Linked DNA regions of Mus musculus: region 2 is linked to region 1. Evidence: chromatin loops called from intact Hi-C (ENCODE). Cell type or tissue: heart. All regions are shown on one strand. Each heading gives the region's core, and the rest is flanking DNA. Links, peaks and the distances in the headings are about the cores only.

Region 1 (15,632 bases), core at 4,577-12,576:
TGCAATTTTGTCCGGCCTGAGCCAGTACAGATGTTTCTTTAATTCTTTGTGTTTGTTAATTTGAAAGGTGGCGGTAGAATGAAAGAAGCTCAGGAAAATCAACAGGCTTTATTTGATCTTAAAAGACATATTATTCAGAATTGGAACCAATACTTGGAGATCTTTCTCAAGGTAACTTTTATGTAACAAAGACACTTGTATCCAGACCATTTGTTATTGGCTATGGGGGAAAGCTGAGATAGTATGAAACCTCCCAATTCCATTCAGTGGAGAATAAGGGGTTTATTAACTATGTAACATAAATCTCCAGGTAGTATTTTTGAAGCTTTCAAAATATTTGTATACTAGTTCAGCTACTAATTTCACTTTCTTCAAGGCAATGGAATCAGAAACCAACATATCCACAAAATGACAGCAGGCAGTGTCTGAGCACAGCTGTTGTAGCCTTGTGAGAGTCAACAGCAGGGGTTCACTGACCAGACCCAGCACAGCACCCAGACTTTGGCTATCACTGGGGATACTGAGCATACTGTCAGTGTAACATTCAGCTCTTGTCTGAACCACTTTCACTACTTTATCCTGGCTTTCATTTGTTCCCATAGAAGATATTCTTGACCTGGGTTTACAGAAGAAGTGCATAGAGCATTCCAGGGAGGGAAAACAAACAAACAACGAACAATAAAACCCTAAAATCCCCCAGTAACAACAAAACAACAAACCAAACCAGAAGATGTATAATGTTAAGACATATGTATGCATATATATATATATATATATATATATATATATATATTTTACCAATAATAACTGAACAGGATAGTTCAAGCACAATTTCTAGGAAGTCCTTCTGCAAGCCACAAAAGATATAGGAGTAGACAGGTATCTAGCCAAAGGTAACAACCAAGGACAGAGAAAACAAAGGAAGTCACATAAAGGCAGAAATGTTTGTTTGTCTTTTAGATGAGTTTGGGTCCAATGTGAGGAGTCTGTTTCATTGAGGAATCATTGCGGAATCTATGTCAGGTATATTGATGGTGAAGGTCATTTGACATTGACTTTCAGTTATGTCCAGCTGATACCTTCATCCTGGGACCCTGACTCCTTTAAAGAGATGAGGGTTTAGGGTAGTTCCAACTAGATGGGTCAAAATGACCAAGTGCATGGCTGAAGAACACCAACAGGAAGTGAGCAGCAGTATCCAGAAATGGTCCCCAGGAGTCACTGGATCTTGATCAGGACAGGGAGGAGGTAAGTGTCCGGGAAGTACCGTCAGTAGGCACTGGCTCCTGACCATCACATCTTTAGTGGACAGAGCTTTAGAGGCGCTGCATTTCCCCCACTATAATTGAAACCAACATTGAAGAAAGGTCGCAGAGGTCCAGCAAAAACACACTCCGAGAAGGTGTAAATGAGGGAGCCATGGTCAGTTATGTTGTAGAAGGAGACAACGCCAGCCTCATAGTCCACAAAGATCCCAATTTGGCATGGAGGTACTTGAATGTGGAGGGTGGTCTGAGGACTGGTACCAGCCTCATAGCTGTCTTGCCATAACCAAATGGTCCAGAAGCCATTCTCGGGACTGAGTGAAAACTGCCCTTTCCTCTGAACAGAATCTCTGCAAACCCCCAGATCCCAGGCCTCCTTTTGAGTCACATCTACCTCCCAGTACATCTTCCCAGAGGAGAATCTCTGGGCACCTAGCACCATGGGGTAATTACTAAACCTCTCCTCATTGTCAGACACGTTCTGATGGGTGTCTCCCATCCTCACTTGTCTCCGATCCTTTGAGATGATGAGCCATGAGTTGGCGGTGTTGCGATCCAGAGTAATATGAACTGCAGAAAGAAGATCATAAGTAAGACTGGATGCATGAGGCCAGCTGCTCTTTGCCTAGAGTGAGGAGATCCATTTAAACTCAAAGGTGAGGGGTGACCCTGAATCTCATCATGTGAGGAAATGACCCACAGTTACTCTTGCCCTTCCTCTGACATGTGAGGAAACTTCATCTATGTCTTCTGCTCCACCTGTACCACTTGCCACCTCTTCCACACATTACCACCCTGGGTTCCTCATGACTGTCCACTCCACACTCTCATTATCCCTTTCTGTCTAGCCCACAATTCCTAGATGTCGCCTTACCCCAACATGTCCTCAGCATCTTCTTCCGCCCTGGCACAGGGCATGTGCTTGTTAGGTCTGGGGCGTCAATATCTAACGTGTCCAGGTTCCAGGATCCACTCCTAGGGAAAGAGTTTGAGAATCTTACTTCCTGCTCCTATCTTCTACCTTAGGCCCCAGTGCTCTCCTTCATGGACGGCTCAATAATTAAACTCAATACCAATATACAAATACACATGCATTCAATGTCCACAGGAAAGGAAAAAAAAGTTCCTATCTAGGAGTTCCAAGTTCTAGGAATCTCAAATAAATCTCCATCTCTTTCCAGAGCCCAAAGTCATGGCCTTGTGGATTTTATTTAATTTTACAGCAAACCATCTAACAGGTGGAATGACTTCTGTGAAGAACTTGGAGGACTCTTGGCCATGCTGTCGGTTTTACTCATTACTTATGAATGTCTTTCCGTAGGAGAGTTCTAGCAGACTCAGATTACCACTTTCTGGTGGGAGACTTTTAATGTACAAAGATGATTGATATTCATCGGGCAATTCATCATTTGATATGTTCATTAGCCATTTGAAAGCAGAGAACGTCTTAGAGTGGACCAGGTTTCTATGCACACATGCTTCCTGGTCCCTTTCCTTACCTTTCCAGGATGATCCTCACCTCCTGAGGAGAGAAGAGACAGACAGTCAACTCTGGAGTTTCTGACTGACCACTGAGATGCCATTCCTGGGGCCATGTGACATCGCCCTTGGGTAAGGCCCCAAAGATAACTCTGACAAACCGTTACCAGAAATGGCATGTGATGGCTCACAGAATATCTAGGAAGCCAACGTGGTTATGGCCTTTAGCCATGACCAGGGATTTAAAGACTGACAGAGAAAGAGACTTACAAGGGCTGGGTTCTTGGAGGAGCGGGGCTGGCCATGGAGCCAGTAGAAGAGGAAGATAAACAACAGAACCCGACTGAAGCCGGGAGGTAGCTTCAGGCAGAGAATGGCTTAGGTAGATGTCCAGAGAGGTTCCCTGCTATTTTTGGGCTTGAACTGTTTGTGGAGGAATGGCTAGTTGGTTAAAAGCTTTGTCCTGTGCTGTGGCTAATCCTCTTCACTATTTAGAGTGAGTTCAAGTGAGACTATTCATTCTCAGGCAGTGACAGCCATAACATTTGAACTGGCAGCCTCCTAGGCTCCTTAAAAAGGCACCAGGAAGCTCAGTTCAGTGACAGGCAAGAGGAAGCCTGCCAAGTCAAACCAATACAATCAGTTTTTCTATACAAAGCAGAAAGAAATGTCTGTATGCATCTGACTGAGACAGTGACACAGGTATGAGAAAAGAAACCTAGAGTGTCCCAACACCAGGCTAATATACCAAGGGTGGATGCAATGGATGCAACTTTAGAGTATGAACTGACTCTAAAACACAATCTGTCATCTTAATTTCTGCCTCTTACTACTTAGATAAACTGATGTAAGTTAACGGGAATCTCCCACTAATTCCATTAACATTTTCTCTTCCATGGAGTGAGATTGCAGCGGTACTAACCTGAGCCTGGCAGGCCACTAGTGTGCCCTTTAGGAACCTGAGCTATCATCATTATGGGAAAAATTAGAAAAAAGAATAGTAGTACGAATACATGATTATTTTAGTTCCTATGCTTCGGAAAAAAATTATTTTAAGTTTATTTTGGGAAAAGAGTGAGACTACCTGCAGAACGAGAGCACATTAAAGATAATGTAGGTAGTTTACAGAAACACAACAAGCACATTTTTTAAGAGCCGTTCCATATAGCGCAGGCTTTTCCCAAGGTACTCCTTGTGCCTGCGCAGGGGTCGCACCTGCAGTAGCTCCAGCTCTGAACCACGAATCCTCCTCTCCAGCTCTGAGATCAGCTCCTGCAGGGCCTGGTTCTTCTCAGCCAGCTCAGCCTCCTTCTTCCCCAGGAGTCTCAGGTACTCCCTTTGATCCTTCTCCAGCCTCTGCAGCTGCCTCTGCTCCTCCTGAGCCAGCAAGCTATTCTGAAGTGCGAACTCTGCGTGAATCCTCGACTTCTGGGTGTCAATGTTCCTCTGTGGTGGCAAGGGGAAGACAAGAGGTTTTCTTTTTTCTTTTTATTAGATATTTTCTTAATTTACTTTTCAATTGTTATCCCCCCTTTCTGGTTTCCCCTCCAAAAACCCCTCATCCTATCCCCCCTCCCCCTGATCACCAACCCACCCACTCCTGCTTCCTGACCCTGTCATTCCCCTAGATCGGGGCATAGTGCCTTCACAGGACCAAGGGCCTCTCCTCTCATTGATATCCAACAAGGCCATCCTCTGCTACATATGCTGCTGGAGCCATGGGTACTTTTTGGTTGGTGGTTTAGTCCCTGGGAGCTCTGGGTGTATTGGTTTGTTCATATTGTTGTTCTTCCTATGGGGCTGCAAACCCCTTCAACTCCTTGGGTACTTTCTCTAGCTCCTTCATTGGGGACCATCAAGAGTTTTCCCATAAAAATTTCCTAAGCTTGGGTGGTGTCTGTCCCCTAGACCCCCCCCCCCCCCACCTACGCATGCTTCCGGCACCAGATATTTTCTCAACCTTTCTTCCAAAAGCTACTAACGCCCATGTGAGTTCCTCTGTCTTACTATCTCAGCAAGTTGTAGAGCATAAGACCTGTTCCCATACCCATTGATACCCTGGGTGGAAAGCAGTGGTCCCAGGAAAACAGTCTTTGCCATCTTGGGAGGGTCAAGTTTTTGCTACTCATTTGGGGTCTGTGATTGGCTGTGAGCCTCTCATTCCTACCCAGTTTCAGATGCATTTCATTTTCTACCAGCAAATTCTCACTGTGACAGGCTTTAGGTCCCTAGCAGGCTTTGGACTAATAACTTGCTCACCATCAAGCAGCCACCAGGTCAGGTGGACTTCCTATCACAGACCCAAGAAACTAATGTTGACTATGCTGTTCCCTGAGACAGGGTCAGAAGGAATGACGAAACCTTAAACTTTCTCCAGAAATTCTTGATATTTGTGCCAGATTGGGGAAAATCCCATCTGATTTTAAGCTTCCTTCTTTCCTCTTCCCTCCCTCCCTTCTGCCTCCCTTCATCCCTGACTCTCTTCTATCCCTCCCTCCTTCCTTTCCTTCTCTCTTTCCTTCTCCTCTCTTCCTTCCTTTCTTTCAATTCCTCTCTATCTGGAGTCACAGTGTGTGGATGGGTCTTGGAGAGTGACCTATATAATAACTCTACCGCCCCTTGGATAGGCACAGTCATGGTTAAGGCTTGCTTGAGGTCAAGACCTGGGACACAGCCCAGCCTACAGCTCTTGCCTTCCAGTCTGTTCTTTGCATCGTGAGATCCATTTCCATCTTCTCGGCCAACTCTTTCCCCTTTCTCAGTTTTTCTAAAGCCACGTGGATCTTCTCCTGTAGAAAAAGATGGCAGGTTAGTCCCCAGGTTGGAGGAGGCAGATGGAAAGACTATGGAAGAAATCTAGTATGTCTTAACAAAAACAGAGTTACACCAATGGGTAACGGGATCTGGGCCACTGCATTTCTAATGTACCCGGGAGCCACGAGGAAGCACGATGCATGACTCCTTTCCCATGGCTTTGCCTCTGCTGCTGAGAAATAAAGTTGTATTCCATACACAAGCTCCTCTCAATGAAGGGAGAAATTATCCCTTCATCCCCCAACTTCTCAGCCACCATTCTGGGGGACAAAGTGGCTATGTTCTTTAGTCTGTGCTAAGGCCTTACCTGGTATACCTTAGCAGCCTCTTCAATAGGGACCCTGGTGTGGTCCCGGTGTTTCCCAGACTGGGCACACACCCAGCAAAGGGCCTGCCCATCTTCCTCACAGAATAGGTGAAGCTTCTCTCCATGCTTCATGCAGTGCGTTTCCTGGGTACTCTTCTTGGTATTCTGGGCTATCTGTTTAAGGTTTTCCACCATGTTGGCTATATGTCTATTGGGCCTGAGGTTTCGGAGCAGAAACTGTTGCCGGCACTCGGGACATGAACTGCCCCCATTCTTCCCAACTTCAAAAATGCATTCCTTGCAAAAGCAATGGCCACATTCGATACTCATAGGCTCCACCATGGGATCCAGGCAGATAGAACAGGTGACCTCCTCCCACATCTTTTCCAGAGACATTTTTGAGGTTGTAGAGGGTGATATCTGCCGTGGAATCTTGAGAGATGCAGAGGGGCGAAGAGATAAAAATGAGAGTTTGTAGGACAAAAGCAAAAGCAAGGCAAACCCCAAACTCCCCCAAATAATGCCAAGGTGGACAAGCGATGACACAGGAGGGAAAGGCAGAAGGCAAAAGCACCAACCTGAATGACAGGAGCCTCTCCTCCGGCCTCACCCACTGAGCAAGCCAGGCAGAAGGGGAAACCGAGTTTCTAGAAGAGACAGAGAAAACTGGTGGGGGTAACGCTGCTAACAGCTCCACCGTCACCACACCCATCCCTGCTTAACCCTCACTGTCTAGGCGTCTCCCATTTCCTTTCTGTCATCTTATGCCTCTACTGCCCAGAGACGTCAGTCATGGCAGTAACGACCATTTACCATATCACCACAGACCCTCCATATTCCAACCAGAGTTAGCTCATACTAGTCTTCATTAATCTTGGCAGAAACCACAGGGGTCAGGCATTAGGAGTCAAGGTTTATGCAGCTATACATCATAGTAGACATTTTGTCAAATATGACAGGCTGCACATATGGTGGTTGTGCAATAGGCAACACAATGCAGCCTAGGTGTGTCATTAGCGACCCCACTCAGGTTCATGTAAGATGTCATTCATTATCCGGAGTACATTGTCTAAGAGTATATGGCCCAGTTATAAGAGTTGCATGTGTGTATATGCATGTTTTTATATATGTATGTACACATATATTGATGTTTTTATATGCAAACTATACTTGTGCACAAATGCATCAATGTAGGCGTGCCCATATGTTCCCCTCTATAAATGTCTATGTACATAACATGCAGGTGTGCTCACCGGTGAACATTTTTGGGGAGCACTCCCTGGGCTCTTCTCTAAGCTGCTCCAAACCTAGTCTCAACTTCCTTTAGGGTGTGGAGTATCTTAAATCCACAGAAATTTCTACATGGATAGCACTCTCCTCAAGCAGGGATCTTCAAGGGGTAAGGGTTTCCCTGAGCTCCCCTCTGGCCTAGGTCACCACCCTGCTTCTCCTGCCCTTGCTAGGACTGTCGTCTCAGCTAGTCCAGGGCACTAGGAAAGTCACTTTCAGAGCCCAGCTTCCACAGGCCAGCATGGGCAGCTCTGCAGGGCTAGGACAAGACAACTCTGATGAAAAGAAGCAGCAGGTGGGTTCGCAAATTCCCGAGTGTGGGGTGCTGATGGGAAGAGGCTCCTTGAATCTGGTGTGGGGATAAAGAGCCCACCTAGGCCGGCCAGGGGTCCCAGTCTCACTCACCTAACCAGGGTCCTCAGCTTTAGTTATGTGCTCCCAGCTTCGCTTTTGCAAGCCTGCAGTCCAAATTTCACTTTCAGTTTCCTCTCAGAGGCAGGTCTAGCAGGAAGAGGGAGGAGCAAGGGGAGGAGTGAGGAGTTGAGTGGCAAGAGGAGGTTAGAGGCAGAGAAGGCGGAGGCTGGGCGGAGACTGGGCAGAGACAGGGCAGAGAGTGGGAGGAGAGAGGTCAGAGGTGCAAGAAACTGACTCCTGGCCACAGGCAGGGAAAAAACTCAGTACCTGTCCTCCTGGGTCTCTCTAAGGCCCCCTTGTCCCCTTTAACAGAATGTAATCTACAGGATATCGATCTTTGACACTGGTCTTTTCTTCTTACCTGGGAGCTTCTGAGAGAAGAGGTCTGAATGGGAGAGGGAGGAGTCACCATCTGTTTCCTACAGGGATGGATAGCTTCCCCCAAGACTGATCCCGCCACCGTCACTGTTTTTTATTAGTATATATTAATTGTACAGAGTACTTGAAGTATACCCATTTCCCACCACTCTGTTGTGTGATTTTGCTCTTTTCAAATAGTTTGGGGCTAGAAATTTATTCTTTATGATGTCAAGGTATGTGTTGTACCAGTGAAGGGAGTTAAGACTTATGGACAATTGATATTGTATTATAACTTGCGCTAAAAACAGCAGTGGAATTTTCCTCGCTATTTATTATATTTAGGAAACAAAACCATTCTGTGATTTGAAATTTCTAGTCCTGTTTAAGAGATCTCTCTTAGTGAAAGGCCGCCAGGCAACATCTACTGTCTAGATTGTGCTGTTGTACTGGGGCTTGGTTCCTGGAGCACAACAGTCCTAGAAAGCAGAATGAAAAAGAGTCAAGCATCCGAAAGGACGAAGACATCTATAAACATCAGAAAACGACTCTGCTTCTACCACGGAAGGTCTGCTGCTATTTCCTGCAGGCAAAGAACTTGGGTCCCAAAATAAGGCAGAGGGTAGAGTCAATGTCTATTTTGCTATTCACCACCAGAGGATGCTCTGTTTCAGTTTACACACTGGATAGAGAGATTAATGCACACCCTAGGGGTGTGCTGATATATACTCTATAATGTGCACACAGGACTACTAACATATTGTACTCAGAGCTGCCTCAGCTCCCACCTTGGTAATTGTTTGAAGACCCCACCTACTGAAGACCCAAACTCCCTTCACTCACAGATAGTACTTTGATATTTCAAACTTCCCTCTCCCTGACAAAATGACCCAAGTCTTTATTTGGGAAGAATTAATGCTATTGATATTATTGTCTAGCACATTATTAGTGTGTTGGTGAAGTGAGATGTTTATACTTTGGGTTTTAATCATATTCTCTACTAACTTGAGTGTGTATTGGCAACCCAAGTTGTCCCTGGTGATATGCAAGTACATTTTGTCCAGGACAGGAAAAGCTTCTTCTACTTATTTCTAATTTAGTGACTTAAGAAGCCCCCAAAAATATGGAAGCAGAAGGAGGACCAGTTGGAAACAAGAAAGGACCAACGGGTGTGGGAGAGGGACAAGAAAGGATGACGGGTGTGGTGGCGCACGCCTTTAATCCCAGCACTCCGGAGGCAGAGGCAGGCGGATTTCTGAGTTCGAGGCTAGCCTGGTCTACAAAGTGAGTTCCAGGACAGCCAGGGCTATACAGAGAAACCCTGTCTCGAAAAACCAAGAAAAACCAAACCAAACCAAAAAGGATGACGGAGGGCTGACCACTTGCTGGTTTTAACAATGTATCAGAATTATAGCCCTTTACTCTCATGGTTAAAGCCTTTGTTGATCCCTATAATAAAATATCACAGATCGAGTAATTCATTAAAAAAAACATACCTTTCTTTTTTATAGTTGTGGAGGATGGGAAGTAAGGCAGCAGCAGACTGGTCTTTCCAGACTTGCTCTTTTCCTCAAAGACAAGGCCTTCTCTTTGTATCCTTTCTTTTTCTTTCTTTCTTTTTTAAAAATAAGGATCCTAATCCATAGCTTCACTTCTTGTTACTGTCATATCATCATCACCATCGTCGTCATCATTATCTCGATCTATTAATTTCACTAAGACACAGACATAGATGAGATTTTCAATTTGGTGCCACACCTCCACTCTCAACAAGTCATGGCCCAGTTTTACTGACCACCTGTTCTGATGATGCACACTCAAGATGATGGTTTCCATAACCTCATTACTAGGAATTATATATAAAACAGTTACTGGTTACAGGTAATGCTTTGGAAAGAGCTTAATGGAGCAAAGTTAAAAATGGTGATGCTTGGTAGATACAATGTAGGAGAGAAAACAGATATGCTGGAATATTACTTATTTTGTTAGAAAAATTTGATTTATTTAACATAAATAATATTTAATGTAAATAATGTAAAAAATTCACCAGAAAACTGCTCAGATTTTTCTTAGAAACAGTAAAAAACAGGCTAAAAGCAATATAATATATGATGATATAGCATATTACATGATTTATTATATATGTTATTTATGGCAGCACTTCTACTTCCTCCAGGAGCCACCTACTTCCTCCTTTCACTTCCCACAGGAAGTGAAGGGAAACTCAAATCTTTTTAAAAAATTTCTTATTTTATGTTTATTACTGCTATTTAGTCACAGAAAAGATGAACACTTTACAAGAAATGTCCTTTATCATATGCCATATAGGTATAATTTTATGTGAAGAGGAACTATGAGAGAACAGGCTATCTTTACAAGGAAATAAAGAAACAGCAATAAAAGAATTCTTCCATATAAAGATTTTAAACCAAATTATTCATTTCAGAATACAAAACCTTCATTGTCGGAAGGAAAGAGAAAAACAGCAAAGAAAACAGTAAGACAGAAGACCAAGAATAAAGAACTCTTCTCTAGAGATGCACTGCATATGTAGTATATACGTATGGTCTGAGTTATCACAAAAGTACTCACGGATTATAGTCAATTCTCATATAGTTAGAAACAGCACTTTCCAAGCAAGTGCAATTGGCCCAGCACTTTCTCAGTCTCCAGTTACATGACGAGTTAAAGTTGTGTAGCAGTCACTGCTGACGAGCACTATCAAGACAAACGCTGGACAAGATATAATTTTTCTCCTTGTTCATTGTAAAGATCGGTGCCTGTTTGTAATGTTCTACAAGTTCCTCCATGGTGCTGAATTTCTGCTGCCCAATGCAGTAAACAGTCTCTTTCAGCTGGACTTTAAAATGTTTGTTTTCCCCTTGTGTTTTTAGTGATCCTGAGAAATCATTTGGCGAAGACTCACTGTCACAAATGAGGATGTCTCCTTCATGCCCTCTTTCATTTAATACCATCTCTGCCTGATGCCTGGTGACTTTGCCATAATACCAAGGATTGCCAGCAGACTTCCAAGAGAGTGAAGGCCTAATGTCATCACATTGTGGAGGCGATGGTTCCAAACCTGAGGTTAATGGATTATTCTGAACAATGGTAACATAGTTTTTTGGCATCAGGCCAACCATGCCATTGATTTTCCTGCATTTCCACCACTCTGGGTCATTTTCCGGCTTTTCAATAACATCCATTACATCGCCGTTCTCAAAACTGAGTTCTTCATCATTGGATGAGCTAAATGGGTAAAGAGCCTGTACAGCATTCAATACTTGACCCATATTTAGGTTATTGACAACTGCTGCTAATTTCTCTGAAAGAGAACCTACATGATCACCCAAAGGACTGTCACCTTCTTCAGTTACATAGTTTGAAGGAAACCATCCAGTTTGTTTGTTGTAGTTGCCATGCCATCATCCATCACTGCATTTCACCATTACGACCACCTTGGTCCCTTTTATCAATGCAATTCATCCTCTCTCTCAGCCATGTAGTTAAATTTCACAAAAGCAGGCATGTTAAGGTCATAGAGACATTCTCCTGGATCAACAAAGCTATCATCAGCAGGAGATGCAGTATCTAGAACACCGGGTTTTCTTTTCACTTCCCCAATGCTGAAAAAAATCTTTAAAGTTATTTAACCAATTCATTTTGAGTAAAAATTCTGTGTTCTCTTTTCAAAGTTTGTTGACACAGCTCCGGGATCATTTTCTGTGAGCTTCCTGGTGTGTTCTGTAACACTGAAACTTCCCACACCCAATCCCTGTGACTTAAGGTGTCCTTCAGGTTTTTAACAATAGATGCTTTCTGAGCACTAATTTCTCTTTCCACATAGTTAGAAGGGACAAAACCGGTTTTATTCATGGAATTTCCAACTCATCACCAGGATTTAGAGTCACCCAGGAGCCATAATCTCTCATTCTTCTTGATATCCAGCTCTTGTTCCTGCTGTGCCACATAATCAAATTTGGCCACCACCACCACCACTACCACCACCACCACCACCACCACCACCACCACCACCACCACCACCACGTCTTCAGCCATCTTTCTGCAGTGTCAGCACTGAGGACTGTACCAGGATGCCACTGCACAGCTCTCAGAGAGGGGTGGAGTGTGCGCAACTTGGGGGCGGGCAGACCATTGCCAATCATTTTTTTTTTCAGGAGAAAGTCTTTATTTTTCTATCAGCATGCAGAATGACTTTAGCTAATGCTTAAGAGACCCCACCCCCAAGAAGTATTTAATTGCTTATATAGGGTAGGGAATATTGGCATAATCCTTTTTGAAAAATATTTTTTTCAATTTAAAAAATTTTTTAGTGGTTATTGTATTTATTGACATTTCAAATGTTGTCCCCTTTCCAGTTTCCCCTCCACAACCCCTTATCCCCTCCCCCTGCCACTATGAGGGGGCTCCCCCACCTGCCCACCCACCCCTGCCTCAGCGCAGTAGCATTTCCCTACACTAGGTCATCAAGCCTCCATAGGACCAAGGGACCAGCCAAATCTCAAGACTCCGTAATGGATCAAAATGACATAAGCAAGAGTCCAAGGAGTCTGAGATTATCTTCAGTTGTCAACCGGCTGGCTTGAGGTAGACCTGGAGAGCTGGTGAAGCACCTCTTTTTTTGAATTAGTTTGATAAAGTCTAAAATACAAAGCGTATTAAAAGTCCTCTACAACCATGGAGTAGGGGGAGGTTAATGTGATATGCTGTTACAGAGGAGGCTTGACAGGCCACCAAAGACAGCGCTTAACTTCTTGTGGGTAATTCAAAGGTGTGTGTGTGTATAAAGTTTATAAGTCCTTTCCTAAGAGCTTCATACATTCTAATTTATTTAAGTTTTAAAAGCCTCAGTGGTTTTTAGTTTTTTCTTTAAGCTCATGAATTTGGCTGGAAAAACTTTGAGGGAATAGGGAAGAATTGAAGGAAAGGGAATGGGGTATGTAGTTGATCAAACATAGTATATGCATGTAGGAAATTCTCAAACAATAAACAAGAAAAAAATCACACAAAGTTTGCATTTTAAAAGAAAGTGTGGAAAGTCATTTTATAAAGTAAAGATCTCTGAAAGAAACAAGATTATTGAGTGTTGAGAAAAAACCCAAGATTTATTTTATTTGTGGTGTGTATACATGCCTGCGTGTTTGCGTGGGCAAGTACCCATGGAAACCAGAAGAGGATGTTGGATGCCTCGAAGCTGAAGTTATTAGGCAGTTGTGCTGCCAGATGTGAGTGCTGAGAACAAAACTCTGGTCCTCTGGAAGAACACTGTCTCCTAGTCCCATACATCCCAATTTAATCATAGTAATTAACGTTCCTATGAATAATTATGATCCAAGCATCACCTATAAGATACAAATAAAGACCAAACATCACGGAAGTCACCTTGTTTTAATCACATATTTGATGACAGATCTAGAAATAAATATCCTTGAAGTTTTCCACTACCTCATGCTTGGCAGACAATCTCCAAGGGCATTACGGAGAGAAAGTTTGCTTCATGATGTACATTCACTTTCAAACACTGTCATTTCCTAAGCAGCACCTTGGGGTTAAGTGGAGAACCCCTTTTCCTCCTCTCTTGCAACTTTCCCAGGGCTAAAGCACTGATGTTTGTTTCTGGCTACTCTGTTTCCTTTTTGGCAGAATTCAGCAAGACTCTGTGCCGATGCTTTCTGTGTGTAGGCGTTCTTCAACGTCCCTTCGCCAGAAGGACAGAGTGTGCCTCAGTCTTTAGTTATCCGCTTGCTTCGATCTGTCACTGTAATTCATGGGGTTGGGTCTTCTGGAAAAATAGCAACTCCATATGAGGTATCTGAGCATCCTCCTGCAAGAAATCAGCAGGTACGGAAGCATTTGCCCGATACTTCCCACCAAGTCTCAGAGCTGCCTGACCAAGAGCTCAGGGACCCCAGCGAGGCCAGCTGCGTAAATCTCTTGGCTTTGCATCTGGTTCCCAGCAGACCTGTTATGTCTCTACTTCTAACAGGAAGATTATAAAGTGCTGGACTTCATGGGCAGAACAAGAGATGCTTCTTACGAACACAGGAACAGATGAGAGGAGACACAGGCTCTGGAGCTGTGGTGAGTGAACCGATGAGGTGTTATGTCTGGACTGAGGGCAGTGGGTACCAGGGCCTTGCTCCATCTGCCTGCATCATCATTTCTGATGCTGAGCAGAACGAAATCCATCTAGGGCAGCCACCTTCCCTCTGAGTCAGTCAGCCTGAGACATGATAGTGACTGAATGGAAGGCCTTTCCCAATCTTTCCTTTTATAACATATGGGGTTCAGTTCCATGAGGCCTTCTTTAAATCTGACTTTGTTAGGTGATTGGAACCAAGGACCATCATGAAAAGATGAGGGACTCGGGATGAAGGGAAACCATGTTCTTCAATTTTCAACTACCTGCTTAAATCTGGGAAAAGCTATAGGTGTGTGGGTGGTTCCTCAGGACTCCCTGCAGTGACTGCTTCAGGACCAGTCAGAATCTGATAGGTGTTCTTCAGCCTGTTGTGGGGCAAAGATAGTGACAACATAGAATCTGCCTCAGTCTTAGGTTCAGCTACTTGACTAAACTTCCATTTAAATGTCAATTTCTGACAAGTCTGAGCAGGGCATCTGACAGGCCTTTTTCAACTAAGCTAATTCTGTCTGAGGAGGCTGTCAGCCATGTGATGACTGGTCACATTAACACTTACGTTTTGTGTATGAGTGTTTTGCTTGCCTGTGTGTATGTACACTGAATGTACTCTCAAAAGGTTGTGATCAGTCATGTGGATTGGGTAATGAGTGTTCTTAATCACTCAGCCAATTCTTCAGCCCCTCGAGTGTGCACTTAGAATCCTATGTTGCCTGCCTAGAATGTAATATATGTTATATACTAACATGTTCCAACCTCTGACACGCCACTGTGAAATGTATGCTTTTAATAGAAAGTACATATCATCCATATTACCAAAGACACTCAAGGAAGTGAAAGGGAGATGACATTTGCAGAGAGCTCAGATGTCCTTAGATTTATCTGTGTTAATACAGGAGGGAAGAGCCCAGTGCGCTGACTGTGAGATAGTTATAGCTGCTTATGAATTACACAAGAGGCTTTTGTGTCAGTCTGTCTCTCTTTCCACTCTCCATCTCTACTTCCTTCCTTTCTTATTTCCTTCTTTCCTCTCTATAATTTATGTGTCTGTATCTATAACACCTTAATATTAGATACATTCTGGACCTATTCTATTCTAGACTTTAACCTCACGAGTTAAATATAAAATTTTAGTTGTTTTAGCAAAGACAACACCTATATGGTGAGAATTTGAAGGTCAACTGTTTAAAACATTTAAAGAGACTTCATATAAGTCAGAATAAAAAATATAGAAGGGTCTGATTTATTTAAAAACTAGATTTTTCCTATATAGATCATGAGTTAATAAACAAATGCAGTTTCCATCCTTTCACTGGCCCGCATTGCACCTCCACTGACAGCATCAGATCTGAGTCTGTAATCAGTTCTCAGCCACAGACAATGAGGGTCCCAGCCTGAAGGGGTGTAGGGGAGGAGATGTAGAGCGGGTCACCTCCTCACCCTCTCTACCACTTAGTAAAAGCTCAGCCAGCCCAGAAGCAGAGGAGGTGGAAGAGTGTTGTTCTTTCCAGACCCTGCATGCTGTCTGTGACTCCCTTGTCACAGG
Region 2 (14,357 bases), core at 6,358-14,357, 300 kb before region 1:
CCTAAATTCCAAGCTCTGCGAGGGTGGAAGTGGCTACTGTGAGTAGATGCTGAATAAAAGAGTGAGGATTGACAGGGAGAGTCAAGAAGGGGGTTGGGTGGCTGGAGAGGTTGCTCAGTGGTTAGGACCTACTGTCTTGCTCTCCCAGAGGACCGGAGTTCTGTTCCCAGAACACACATGGCACCTCACAACCATGTAACTAACTCCAGTTCCAGGAGATCTCATTCCTTATGGACAGGACCAGGTATGAAGTCAGTGTACACACATTTAGACAAGCAGAACACACACACACACACACACACACACACACACACACACATATACACACACGTATATATGTGTGTGTGTGTAAATCTAAAAAAAGGCAATGAAGGAATTGGGGCTTAAAGGCAGAGACAGGCATATCACCCTGAGTTTGAGGAGAGAACTGAATCTCAAAAGTTGTTTTCTGACCTTCACAGGTATACCATGGCTCCTCTGGGATAGTACACACACACACACACACACACACACACACACACACACACACACACACACACGTACACACACACACACACACACACACACACACTTATACAATGTATTTTTTAAGAAAAATATTCAGAGGCTGGAGAAATGTCTCAGTGGTTAAGAGCATTTACTAGTCTTGAATAGGACCAGGGTTCAGTTCTTAGCATGCACATTGGGTGGCTCACGACCTCCTGTAATACAGCTCCAGGGATCTGATGGTCTTTTTTTGCTTCTGCAGGTGTCCACATACATGTGGCACACACAGAGAAATACATGCATACACATATATAAGCAGATAAAATCTTAAAAGAAAAAAAAAAAGATTCGGGCTGGAGAGACGGCTCAGCGATTAAGAGCACTGGCTGCTCTTCCAGAGGTCCTCAGTTCAATTCCTAGCAACTACATGGTGCCTCACAACCATCTGTAATGGGATCCGATGCCCTCTTCTGGTGTGTCTGAAGATAGAAAACAGTGTATTCGCATACATAAAATAAATAACTCTTAAAAAAAAAAAAAAGATTCAGGAAGTAATTCTGGAAGGGGAGATGATTCTATTTGGTGAAGCCAAGCTACACAGCTCGAACATGTAGTCTTTATTTTGGACGCCAGGGGGCGCCACTACTAAAGCATTCCAGACAAGGATTGCTAAACCTTTCTAAGCAGATCTGAAGGGTGTGTGTGTGTGTGTGTGTGTGTGTGTGTGTGTGTGTGTGTGTGTGTGTGTGTGGTGGGTGCAATCCACACTGTTGGGAATACATGCCAGGCAAGTGCCTCTCCCAGTGAACTTGATCTACCCAGATGCCTTTTCTTTCTATATTGAGACAGGATTTCAGATAGCCCAGACAGGCCTTCTGAATGGCTCTGTGGCCGAGAATGGTTTGAGCTTCTGCTCCTCCTTTGTTCACATCTCTAAGGTGATGATATTACATGAGTATCACCACCTGACGTCATAAACCTTTTTGGACATATATACAATGGAATTGTATCCACTGTAAAGAAGAAAAGAGTTTTCTTCTGGACATTTTCAGGATAATGGGTGAAATGAAATCATCATACTAAGCTAAACAAGCCAGACCCAGAAAGGCAAGTATTGTATATTCACTCTCATATGCAATCTAGATTTAGTTTTATACATATACATACATATGTACTGAAGACATGAAAGCACAAAGGGGCCAGAGAGTGGAGGAGGAGGGAAGCTGGAGGATGGGAGAGAATGACTGAATATATATCACAGGAGAGCAGATGTGCCACGTGGAGGAAGGCGTGGAGCAGCCAGACCAGCCAACCAGCCGTGGGCAAGAGGCTGGGGAAGGAGGGTGGTGGCTAATTAAGAACAAAGCATGATATTTCTACATGAAAATGGTGTTTAAAGTCACTGTTTTGTATGCTATCTAAAAAACCTTACCAATCCCAGCACTTGGGAGGCAGAGGCAGGTGGATTTCTGAGTTCGAGGCCAGCCTGGTCTACAGAGTGAGTTCCAGAACAGCCAGGGCTACACAGAAAAACCCTGTCTTGAAAAAAAAAAAAAAATCAAACCAAACCAAAACAAAACAAACAAAAAACCTTACCCATTAAAAAAAAAAAACCCATAATATGAAAATTTAAATCCAGGTTCTCTACCCTACACCAAACTATGTTTCTGTTATGTGACTGTATTCTGAGAACAACCAAATAAACACTGCAATCTTTGGAGACCTCAAAGCATTTGGAGAAATCTAAATTCAGGATTAAAATAATTACAGTAATTACAAAAATCATAACATACCGGGCATGATGGCCCATGCCTTTAATCCTAGCACTGGGGAGGCAGAGGCAGGCAGACCTCTGAGTTCAAGGCCAGTCTAGTCTAGAGTGCAAGTTTCAGGGCTACACAGAGAAAAAGCAAAGTAAAACAAGACAAAACAAAAATACCACAACATAAAATCTTAATCTTTAATTTTATTTTGAGATGTGGGCCTCATTATGCGTCCTAGGCTGGTCTCAAAATCCTGGGCTCAAGCAATCCTCCTGCCTCAGCTCTTTCTGTAGCCATGACCATGGATGGACGCCATGGCACCGGGGTTTGTGGTGCTGGGGATTGAACCCAGGGCTTTGTGCTTGCTAGGCAAGTGCTCTCCCTTCACCCTCAACCTCTTCATCTTTCTTAACTGTACAGTTTAGCCATAAACTGTACAGTTTATACGTCTACACAGTGGCACAACTAATTGCCACACTCTTCCTCTTGCAAAACTGAAACATGCTTAAACAACTCATATCCCCTCTTCTGCTAGTTTTAGCAACTACTCAACTACTTTTGTCTTTTCTGTTTCTGGGGATTTGATGACTCTAGGAAACTATAGACATGGAATCATGGCCTTTTTTTTTCTTTTTTTTTCTTTTGTGGTTGGTTTTTACTAACATTGTTTCAAAGTTCTAGCCATGTAGGATGTGTAAAATTTCTTTGTGTGTGTGTGTGTGTGTGTGTGTGTGTGTGTGTGTGTGTCATGGTCATGAGGAGGTCAGAGAACAACTCGTGTGAGTCGGTTCCCTCCTTCCACCATGTGGAGTCTGGGGATTGAACTCAGTTTATCAGGCTTGGCAGCGAGCACCAAGCAAGCTCCCTTTATCCGCCGGCCTGCACTTCACTCCTTTATTTTCTTTAAGGTTGCCCAGCAGTGCTGCACTTTGTGTATCCCCTCATCTATCCGTGGATACTTGTGTTATTTCCACTTTGTAGTTGTCTTAAATGACACGACTGCAAACATGGGTGTACAACTATTTCTTTCAGACCTTGCTTTTATTTTGGATGTACACACAGTTGGCAGTTAAGTTTTTATTTTAAAAAATCATCTGGTACATGTACTTAAAGGTTATTTGTTTTGTTTTTATTTTTCTTGACTTTTTTTTTTTTTTTTTTTTTTTTTGTAGTTGAGGCTGGCCTCAAACTCACTACCTAGTTAAACTTGACTTTGTCCTTCCTACCCCTCCTGCCCCCACCCTGAGAGCTAGGATTGCAGCTGCATACCTTGTGTGGTTTATGAGGTGAAGGCTGAGCCCACAGCTTCATGAATGCTAAGCAAGCTCTACCAGCTGAGCTATGCACCCAGCCCCTAGTTTTAGGTTTTAAAAATTAATTTGATTTTATGAGCATCGGTGTGAGCAAGTCATATCTCCTGGAACTGGAGTTACAGACAGTTAGGGGCTGCTGTGTAGGTGCTGGGAATTGAACCCAGGTCCTCTGGAAGAGCAGCCAGTGCTCCCAACCACTGATCCATCTCTTCAGCCCTAAAACATTTTATGAAATTTATTCACTTTATCTTATGTGTGTTTTGCCTGCATGTATGTCTGTGAATTCTATGTGTGCTTGGTGACCATGGAGATCAGAAGAGGGCATTAGAGTTCATGAAATTAGAATTACAGATAGTTGTGAAGTACCATGCGGTTGCTGAGATTTTTTTTTATTTTTTATTTTATTTTATTAGATATTTTCTTTATTTACATTTCAAATGCTATCTCGAAAGTTCTCTATACCCTCCCCCACCCTGCTCCCCTACCCACCCACTCCCACTTCTTGGCCCTGCCGTTCCCCTGTACTGGGGCATATAAAGTTTGAAAGACCTAGGGTCCTCTCTTCCCAATGATGGCTGACTAGGCCATCTTCTGCTACATATGAGGCTGGAGACATTAGCTCTGGGGGTATTGGTTAGTTCATATTGTTTGTTGTTCCACCTATAGGGTTGCAGACCCCTTTGGTTGCTGGGAATTGAACCCTGATCTTTTGCAAGAGCAACAAGTGCCTTTAACCTCTGAGCCATCTTTCCATCTCTCTAGGCCCCTAGACAACATTTCAGCCTCACAGGAAAATGTAAATGGTTTTGAGAAATTAATTCAACTGAAGTGTAAATTGGTAAGTGACTGACCCTGGTTTCTTGCCTCTAAGACCAAGGCTATGTATGTATATATGTGGATATGTATATGTATATATATATATATGTATGTATACGTGTTCACACACACATGATGTAGTATGTGTGAGGTTTTGAGTTCAATTCTCTATCTATCTATCTATCTATCTATCTATCTATCTATCTATCTATCTATGGAATTGAACTCATGACCTCATATACTAGCTGGACACTTTACAACTGAGTTACATTCCTAGTCCTCATTTTACTTTTCTTTAAATGTATCTTATGTATATGGCTACTATGTCTGCATGTACATCCACACAAAAGACGGCTTCAGACAGCTATGAGCTGCCATGTGCGTCCTGGGAATTGAACTCAGGACCTTCAGAAGATAAGTGAGTGCTTCTAACCACTGAGCCATCTCCCCAGCCCCACTACTATTTCCTTTTTAATTTTTAAAAACTTACATGTATGTGTGTATGAATGTACACCACACGCATGTGCAGAGATCATCTCCAGTTTTTGCAAGAGTCAAGCGCCCTCATACATCTCTCCAGACCTTTACTTTTTATTTTGAGACATGGGCTAAGTTGTCATGGCTGGTTTTGAACCACCACGCCTTTGAGGTCAGGACAGGCCTTGAACAACTGATCTCATTTCCCAAACTCCCAAGAGCTGGGCTTACAGGCTTGCTCCACCAGACCCATTGAGACCAAAACTTTCTGTGTCAAGCTGGTGCACTTACACTCCTGTAGAGATCATGGGGCAGTTAAGAAAAGTGATCTAGTTATTTTTTAAGAGAAACTTTGTCCAAGATGCATTTCTTTGCTCTTTCATGCTTGACTTCTTAACAAAACTGGAGTGGCTTAGGCTGATGTGATAAACAAGGCCAGAGTGGTTAACACAGGCTATAGGTGTATTTTAAATTGCCTATACAAGGTTGATTTTCCTGATACTGAGTATCAAAGTCAAGTGTCACACAAGCAAAGCATGTGCTGTACCACTGCATTACATATTTTATCCCTCGCCTTGCGCGAGTGTGTGTGTGTGTGTGCGTGTGTGTGTGTGCATGTGTATATGTGTGTGTGTGTGTGTGTGTGTGTGCATGTGTATGTGTGTGTGTGTGTGTGTGTGTGTGTATGTATGTGTTTGTAGATCAGAAATCAGATTTGGGTGTCATTCTTCAGGAGTCATCCACTGTGGGTTTTGTTTGTTTGCTTGTTTGTTTTGTTCATTGAGACAAGGTCTCTCATTAGCCAGGAGCTTGCCAAATATGCTAGTTTGGCTGGCTTAATGAGTCCCAGGAATCCACTTGTTTTTAACGTCCCTAGCAGCACTGTTACAGGCACACTAACACACCAGATCCTCGTGCTTACACTAAGGATCCATAGCTGGGCTTTAAAGTTAGTTGCATGTAAAGGAACACAAGAAGAACATGAAGCACAAGTTATTTTCACAATACTTAAAGACATTGGAGCTGGAGAGATGGCTCAGTGGTTAGCACACACCACCTCCTCTTTGGTTAAGAGGGTCTGAATTCTTAGCATCCACATCAGGTGGCTCAAAAAACTACTGGAACTCCAGCTCCAGGGAGTCTGATGCCCTCTTGTGACCTCTGTGAGTACTTGCGTGCATCTGGGCGTGCACACACAGAGGCACACACATGTACAATAGCAGTCATAGTAGCAGTAGTAGCACTTACCTGCTTTCCCAGATATGGAAACTCAAGTTATGGTAGCAGGGGACTGCATTCATGATTTCCTCTTAAAGTTTCTTTTTCTTTTTCTTTTAAGATTTTGATACATATAGTTCAGGCTAGCCTCAAATTCACTGTGTTGCTGAGGCCGGCCTTGAACTCCTCATTCTTCTGCTTCTACCGCCCCAGTGATGGATTATGTATGACCTCTTTTTCTTTCTGAGACAGGTTCCACTATGTGGCCCAGGCTGATCTCAAACTCCTGATCTTTCTGCTTCAGCCTCCAAAGGGGCTGGCAGGTTGCTAGGATTACACTCATGCAGACATTAATTGAGACAGGCTCTACCTCTGTACCAGATGGCCTAGAACTCACTGAGTAGCTAGGCCTGGCATTGAATTTAGGGTTCAGTGCCTTAGGGTTTCCATTGTTATGAAGAGATACCATGACTATGGCACTCCTTTTTTTTTTTTTTTTTTCCTTTTGGTTTTTTGAGACAGGGTTTTTCTGTGTAGCCCTGGCTGTCCTAGAACTCACTTTGTAGACCAAGCTGGCCTCGAACTCAGAAATCCACCTGCCTCTGCCTCCCAAGTGCTGGGATTAAAGGCGTGTGCCACCACTGCCCCACCGACTATGGAAACTCTTATAAAGGAAAACATTTAATTGGGGCTGGCTAACAGTTTCAGAGTAAGTTACAGATCATCTATTATCATCATGTCGGGAAGCATGGCAGCATTCCAGGCAGACATGGTGTTGTAGATCTTGATCTGAAGGCAAGCAGGAGACTCTTCCTCAGACAGCCAGGAGGAGACTCTCTTCTATATTAGGCAGAGCCTGAGCATAAGCCCCTCAAAGGCCACCCCAGGGTGATAAATTTCTTCCAACAAGGCCACACCTCGTAATCGTGACATGGATAGGCAAACAACCACTTTTATTTATTTATTTATTTATTTATTTAATTTTAAGAATTATTTATTTTATGTATATGAGCACACTGTCGCTGTCTTTAGACACACCAGAGGAGGACATCAGATCCCATTACAGATTGCTGTGATCCACCATGTGGTTGCCCAGGAATGAACTCATGATCTCCGGAAAAGCAGTCAGTGCTCTTAGCCACTGAGCCATCACTCCAGGCCCCCGACTTTTATTTTTTATGTGCATTAGTGTTTTGTCTACATTTATGTCTGTGTGAGGGTGTTAGGTCTTGGAGTTAGAGTTGTGAGCTGCCATATTGTGTTGGGAATTGAATTCAGGTCCTTTGGAAGCACAGTTAGTGCTCCTAACTGCTGATCCATGTCTCCAGCCCCTGGTTCAACTTCTTAAATGGCATGACTTACAATGCCCAACAAAACCTACTTACTGTGTTTGTGGGGGAAGGGGATGGGGGCATTGGTACCAAACCTAGAGCCTTGTGCTTGCAAGGCAAATACTCATAAGCTATATTTCTATCCCTTTTCTACTCTAAGTTTTTCTGTGTTGTACAAATGCCAATTTTTAAAAAATTAATTACTTTTCGCCGTGCTCAGAATTGAAGCCAGGGCCTTGGCATGGGAGGCAAGCCCTGTTCCTCTCAGCTGTAACTTAGCCCTCCCAGTTCTCTGAGATTATTTTTAGTTGTGTGTGTGTGTGTATGCAGGGTGTGTGTGTGTGTGTGTGTGTGTGTGTGTGTGTGTAGGGCACTGGATCCCCCTGGAGCTGGACATTCAGGTGGTTATGGCAGACCTGATGTGGGTCCTCTGAAAGAGCTCATGCACTCTTAGCTACTGAGCCATTTCTCCAACTCCTTGATACGTTATTCTCTGCCAGTGAAATGAGCCTATTCAAGTCAAATTTAAGTATATCAAAGCAGGTTTAATGGGAAGCCACTCTCAGGTGGGTTCACTGGTCCCATGGAACGAGGCCAGGGAAGTCACCTAGGGGAGGGGGACAGAGAAGGGGGGTAAGAGGAAGAGCATTCATATGCAGGGAGAGAGAAAATGCAGGGATAGGGAGTGAGAAGGAGAGCAAGAGAGACTAAAATGTCTGCACTTAATAGGAAAGAGCACTCAGGGGAGGGGAAGCCCAGCCCCTGGGTACAGGGAGTCTTATGTCAGGTAGGCACTGAGGGATACCGGGAGAACCTGGAGGCCAGGTCCACTTTGGTATGTTAAACATTCACCTCAGCTGTTTGTCCTGGGTCTGAATCCTAAAAGGTCTCTATCCTTTTTTGGCCACAATCTGTTGATGCTGTGTCCACCTTTCTGCCCGATTGATTTCCAGTCTGTAGTCCCCACCCCTATCACTCCTACCTAAGACTTAGTCACATCATTGCCTACTTGTTCATTTTGTGACTTGAGTTTGAGAGCTGGCTCAGAACATAGGTCTGATAGAATCTAGGTCAGGGGTTCGCCTTTTGTTTTGGCCAATTTTCCAGCATATGGCTGTCATTCAATAGATATTTGTGTGATCAAATGAACTAACATTTACCAGTAAGCTTTTCACTAAGTATTTATGATGTGCAGGTGTACATCTCAGAGACCTCTGAAAACTCACAACCACACGATAGTGGGAGGAGTGGCTATATTTAGGGCCTAACTCTGTAGACTGGCTTTGAAGGTGATACAGATAGTAGCTTCCTTCCCTCCCTCCCTCCTTCCTTCTTTCCTTGCTCCCTCCCTCCTTCCTTCTTTCCTTGCTCCCTCCCTCCTTCCTTCTTTCCTTGCTCCCTCCCTCCCTCCTTCCTGTCTTTCTGTCTGCCTTTCTTTGAGACAGGGTTTCTCTGTGTAGCCCTGGCTGTCCTGGAACTCACTCTGTAGACCAGGCTGGCCTCGAACTCAGAAATCTGCCTGCCTCTGCCTCCCGAGTGCTGGGATCAAAGGCATGCGCCACCGCGCCCGGCTTGTGGTGAGCTTCTTTACCCACTAAACCATATTGTCAGCCTTAGGTTGAACCTTCTAAGGAGTTATTCAACAATATCTAGAATAACAAGAGGTTAAGTTTATTGGTGGGGAGCGGGTGGGGAAGTAGGGTGAGGAAGGTTTTCGGTAGAAGAAACAACAGACACAAATGCTCTGAAGCCTGTTTGATGTGTTTGGGAACTTCCTGAAGGTCCATGTTTAGCGTGGCGAATAGAGTGCTTGTTTATCGTGTCTGAGGTTCTGGGTTTGATATTGTAAAAGTGTACACACACACACCACAAGAAAAAAAAAAAAGGCCAGTGTGATGGGAGATTAACAGAGTGGAGAGAGTGATAGTAGATGACGTCTGACATGTATTTTTATATCAACAGCCTAACCCTTAAGCCAGGCAGCTGTTGGGCAAATCCGTGTTCTGGTCTTCAAAGGGCTCACTCATAACAGGAGCTGGTTTATCACTGTCAGAAGAGGGACTGGGCCTAATCCAGTCTCCTGCCTCCGGTGCCAAGGACAGGGGTAGGGCACGGAGGTTTCGGTAAAGATCTGCTGACAGTACGCTTGAGAAGAGAACAGGAAGTATAGGCTTTGCTAAAGGAAGCCTGGGCGGGGTTCTCTGTTTTTGGGGCACTTATTCTCAAGTCGCTACCATCTCCTCTAACGGAATCAGAGAGATAGGAGAATGAGATGGGAGGAACCATCACGGGCTTTACCCCACAAACCTCAAGAGGGTGGGGCCTGAGAGGTGGGTTGCAAGAGCTACACAAGGGCATAGGATGTAGATCAGGGACGGGCAGGGTGTTAGGAAAGCAGATAGACCTGTTAGGCTACGTACAGGTGACGTTTTACCTACAGTGGGATGGGCATTTCATTCTGCTTTTTGGAACAATTTCTTCTTTAAACACTTGTAGCCTCTAAAGGGCTTGACTAGGGGCTTCCCTTCCCTTCAGTAACCCTCTAGAAAGGGTCAGGGCCACCTAGGAACTAGTCCTTTTGCAGTACTTAGATGTGGCCACCAGGGACCGCTGCGTACGGGAGACCGGAGGCGCGGGTTATTGAGAGGCGGAAGCCGATTGGCTGCGAGGCGCGTCGAAAGGGCGGAGCCTGGGAGTCGGGAGTTGGGGGCTGGGAGCGCGCCCCTTGGCCAAACCTAGCAGGACCATAGTCACCCCAGGCGGCTCCAGGTTTGTCATCCTAGTGCGGAGTTTCTGTCCAACCTGACTTTACAGTGGAGTCCGGAGAGCAGCGCTGCGGCCCGGAGATCCGGACAGGGCAGTAGCTGTCACCGCCGCCGCAGGCCTGAGTTACCTGAGCAACTGCGTGTCAGGGGCCCGCCTGCGGGCGGGCGTTAGAGCTGGAGGCTGGGGTGCGCACGGCAGAGGCCGAGGCCCCATCCTTGTCGCGGGGCCGCGGTCCTGACGACCACCAGCGCAGGCAGGGTCCCCAAGAGACCCCGCCAGTTGCGGGGGGCTCTGGCGGGCGCTCTCCAACAGGTTATTCCGGGATAAGCCGGCTCTGGGGCGGGCCCGGGCTTCGCTGGGGGCCGGGCGGCGCGGGGCGGGCCGGCGGTAGAGCACGCCCCCGCCCACTTCGGGCCCGCCCCGTGCCGCCCTCCCGCCCTCCCGCCCTCCCGGGAGCCGCTGTCCCGGGCCTGGCCCGTGCGCGTCCGCCTGCTGCACCGGGGCACCAGGAGCCGCAGAGGTACCGGACCCGGCGGGGGCGCTGACCTCGGCCTAGGAGTCTTAGGATCCCGGAGACATCCGTGTCTGCTGGGGCCTGTAGGTCGCACGCCGAAGCCCTAGCTGCTGAGGCTCACCGCTGTTTCTCGGGGCGAGGTCAGGTGCCCCCCTTCTCTCCTCTCTTCTCTCCCTCCCCCACCTCAGTGCGGGCGGGAGATTCTGCCCGCCTCCTCCCGCAGGGGTGCAGCAGGCTGCGGAGCTGACAGCGGCCCCGCAGCCACCCTGCTCAAACTCTCCGGAAGCAGATAGAGCTCAGGCCGCCGCCGCAGCCCCGGCGGACCTACAGTTGGACCGGAGACTCCGATCCTTCTGCGTCCAAACTTGGGGCACTTGACCTTCGCTTATCGGAGGAGGTAAGCCCGCAGGTGGCTGGACAGCTGCGGCGCCGCGAGGGCATCTTGCTTTGGAACCGTCGGCTGCACTCCCTGACTCTGGGATTTGCTTCTGGGATCCAAAGGTGTCTACAGCAGGCGCATGTTGACTGAGACCTACCGTCATGGATGTGTGCGCCCGTCTTGCCCTGTGGCTTCTTTGGGGGCTCCTTCTGCATCAGGGCCAGAGTCTCAGCCATAGTCACAGTGAAAAGAATACAGGAGCTAGCTCCGGGGCGACTTCTGAAGAGTCTACCGAAGCAGGTAAAGAAGGCCTTGCGGCGGGCTGGACTGGGCTGGGGGCTTGATTGACTCAAGACTGAGTGGCCCGAAGTGGGCACGTTGGAATCTCCGCACATGTGAGATACACCATAACACTGTGTAGTCTCAGTAGTCCAAGAAGTTCTTTCGTGTAGTAGTCATGCCTAATGTTAGTATTTCCCCAGAGCAACTTTCCTTATCCCTCCTCCGGAAGGTAGTGAGAAGCCTCATGGGGACACCTTGACTTTTTAGATCAGTAAGGTTGAGGCCCCATTCAGGACTTCTTGTCTGGAAGAGTAGCCTTCTCAGATGTTAAAATTCCTTTTAGCCAGTTTTATCACTTGAGGTATAAGGGGGTGTGTGGCAATGGTGGGTTGAGGCCACTCGGGATGGGCAGGGAAGATCAGGGCAGGGCTGGGTCTGTTTTTCTACAGCTTGGTGTTCAGGTGTGCCTTTCTGTTCTAACCACCGTGAGAACCACCGTAGTCCCTCCTTTCCCTTAGGAAATCTGTCTTTTGCTTGTGCCCATGTGAAATATCAAAGCAAGTCCTTAGATGGAATCCTGTTTACCACTAGGGACTTAAATGGCCCTTTCTTGACTTCTCGGTAATAAAAAATCCTGGGACCACTTGTTGACTTAATCCGTTTCTTCTGACTGATGAGAGTAAGGATTCCATGTTATTATTTTTAATCTGTCCTTATTTTCCCTGTATACTTACAGAGCTTTGTTTAGCAGTAGTAGCTCTGGCCAATACTTTTGCAGTAGAAAGGAACCTTTAAAAAAAATACAATTAATTTACACAAAGTTTAGAAGCTCACCAGTTCTCTTTTTCTGTTTTTCACACCCTGTCACTACAATCTGCCCCAGACTGTAGCCTGAAGGGTTGGGGACAGAAGACTAGTTAGGGTGTTTGAGGATAGGCAAGTTCAGAGAGGGGATGTCTCAGTGGGTATCTGCTGATACAAGCAGGGAAAGAATATAAAATATGGCGGTGAAGTCTTTTATGGATTGCATTAGTGGTAGACTTTTTCTTGGGCTGCCCTCTTTCAGCTTTTTTGACTTGGTTGTCTGAAATTTTAGGTGTTTCAAGGGCTGATTTGTAGGTGAGGCCAGGACTGTCCCTTATACAAGCATGGAGTTAGGGCTGTTGCTTTTAGGATTGGTCATTCCTGCATCTCCATAGGAAATCTCCTAGGCCTCTGAAACTTAGCTTAAATTTGTTTCCCCCCATTGGGCTATGAATGGAAAAATTGGTTGAACTGTGAAGTAACCCTGAGTAGTCTTTCTGCAGTCCCAGTGACAGACATCCTGGTTTATAATTGATCATTTATCCTCTTGTTTTCACTTCAGAATATGTGTGTATGACATAAAATCAATCTTTCTGAGAGCTGTTTGGTATGTCAGATCTAAACTAAAAGAATGCAGCTTCGAGTTTTAGGCATTAGCAAGCCTTTAGGAAGTTGACTGTAGGTCGTGTGTGTGTGTGTGTTTTGCCTAAGGTAGAGAAGCATTCCAGCATTCCTCAGGAATCCCTCAGGATGAGTCTGTGGAGACATTCCTCAAACGTCCTATCTTTGAGGACTGACTGTTTAGATTACGCCATAAAGGCCTCTCTTTTCATCTTTATTTCCTCTTAGTTCAGAAATTGGCTTCCATCGTTGTAGTAATTATATTCCAGGGAGGAAAGTCTCAGGGACTCTATGTGTTAGGAATGCCTATCGTTTTTGTGGGAATGTGGGTGTCCTTCCTACCTGTATTGTTTTGGTAGCTTGTCTACTTGGGTCACTATGGAACTTTGGCTCAGGCAGGGACTTTTCTTTCTTCTTCAAAGAAGTGGCTTCTACCCTAGATTCTGCAAAGGGTTTGGAGTGAAACTGTTGCTATAGCCAGGATTTGTGCAGAGTCTTTCCAAGTCCTCTGTGTCCACAGAACACATGAGTTTTACTTGCTGTTAAAGCTACCCCTTCTATACTGTTCTTTCTTCTTCCCTCCCTCTCCTCTATCCCTCTGACTCTCCCTGTCTTTCTCTTTCTTTAGACTTAGTAGCCTAGGTTGGCCTTAAACTTAAAAAGTAGCTGAAGCTGGTCTTGAGGTCTTGATCTTTCTGCCTCCACTACTCAAGGGATGGACTACAGGCCACAAGACACCATACCTGTCTTAGCTACCATTTTCTCAGCAAGATTCAACATAATTGGTAAATTTGTGTGCTCTGCACAGTTTATATTTTACAGTTACATGGCTTACTCTGCAAAGCCTCAAAATAACCCTATTAAAATGCAGCGAAAGATAATACATCCTTATTTTTACATGTGAATAAATGCTTTGGGCTATCAAGATGGCTCAGCAAGGAAAGGGTCTGCCTGTGTATATCTGATGACCTTGGCTCAATCCCTGGGACCAAGTAATGGGAGAATTGATCCCATAAAGTTGTCCTTTGATCTCCATATGTACATCATGGCACATGTGCTCACAAATACACATCGTGCACATGTACACACACACACACACACACACACACACACACTGAAAAATAGAAAGAGAGAGAGGGAGACTGAGGGACTGAGAGAGTAGGACTAGGTTCTTTGCTTTGTATTTGAAACAGGTGTTCTGATCTTAAGTCCTGGACTTCTTCCATCTTCTCAGGTCCTGTCCTGTTAAAGGAGTGCTAGGTGGGGCCTAGAAAATGTTGCTCTCCTCTTGGCAGTTAGGTAGGCCCTGGTGACTTTGTGTCTGAGATCCAAGAAAAGGAGTGCTTTTTTTTTTTTTTCCTCCTGGAGAGGCGTTGATAAAAGAATCGCCCCTCCCTCCAACCTGTTATCTGTCATAAGATTTGATTCTAAGGATTTTGCTAAAAGTCTTATGGTGGCCAGGTATGATGGCACATGATTATTGTCCCGACACTCAAGAGGCAGAGGTAGAGGCAGGTGGATTTATGTGAGTTCTAAACCAGCCTGGTCTACACAGTAAGTTTTAGGCTGTTAGGAATACATAGAGAA

Evidence for each region. Peaks named below come from ENCODE experiments on the same cell type or tissue, not always from the same donor. Only the 100,000 strongest peaks of a DNase experiment are listed, where the experiment ranks them.
Region 2: it touches region 1 in a loop (4-fold over the local background); 2 of 42 quality-filtered maps call a loop at or near these places.

What each region holds. Positions count from the first base shown.
Region 1 is chr7:102,557,829-102,573,460 of GRCm38, forward strand. It overlaps Trim21 (tripartite motif-containing 21), which reads right to left and starts at 7,654. Exons shown (of 8, transcript NM_009277.4): 1 at 7,561-7,654; 2 at 6,444-6,512; 3 at 5,866-6,297; 4 at 5,438-5,533; 5 at 3,960-4,190; 6 at 2,765-2,787; 7 at 2,140-2,240; 8 at 92-1,835. The coding sequence starts at 6,261. The coding sequence ends at 1,294. It also overlaps the pseudogene Gm5339 and a transcript of Olfr550 not described here. In heart, for the core only: a CTCF peak has its summit at 8,593; a DNase peak (open chromatin) is centred at 7,703; H3K4me3 peaks cover 961 bases; H3K27ac peaks cover 669 bases.
Region 2 is chr7:102,257,191-102,271,547 of GRCm38, forward strand. Stim1 (stromal interaction molecule 1) reads left to right here and starts at 10,629. Exons shown (of 12, transcript NM_009287.5): 1 at 10,629-11,363. The coding sequence starts at 11,225. In heart, for the core only: a CTCF peak has its summit at 10,005; DNase peaks (open chromatin) are centred at 9,611, 10,071 and 10,721; H3K4me3 peaks cover 2,439 bases; H3K27ac peaks cover 1,421 bases; H3K27me3 peaks cover 1,873 bases.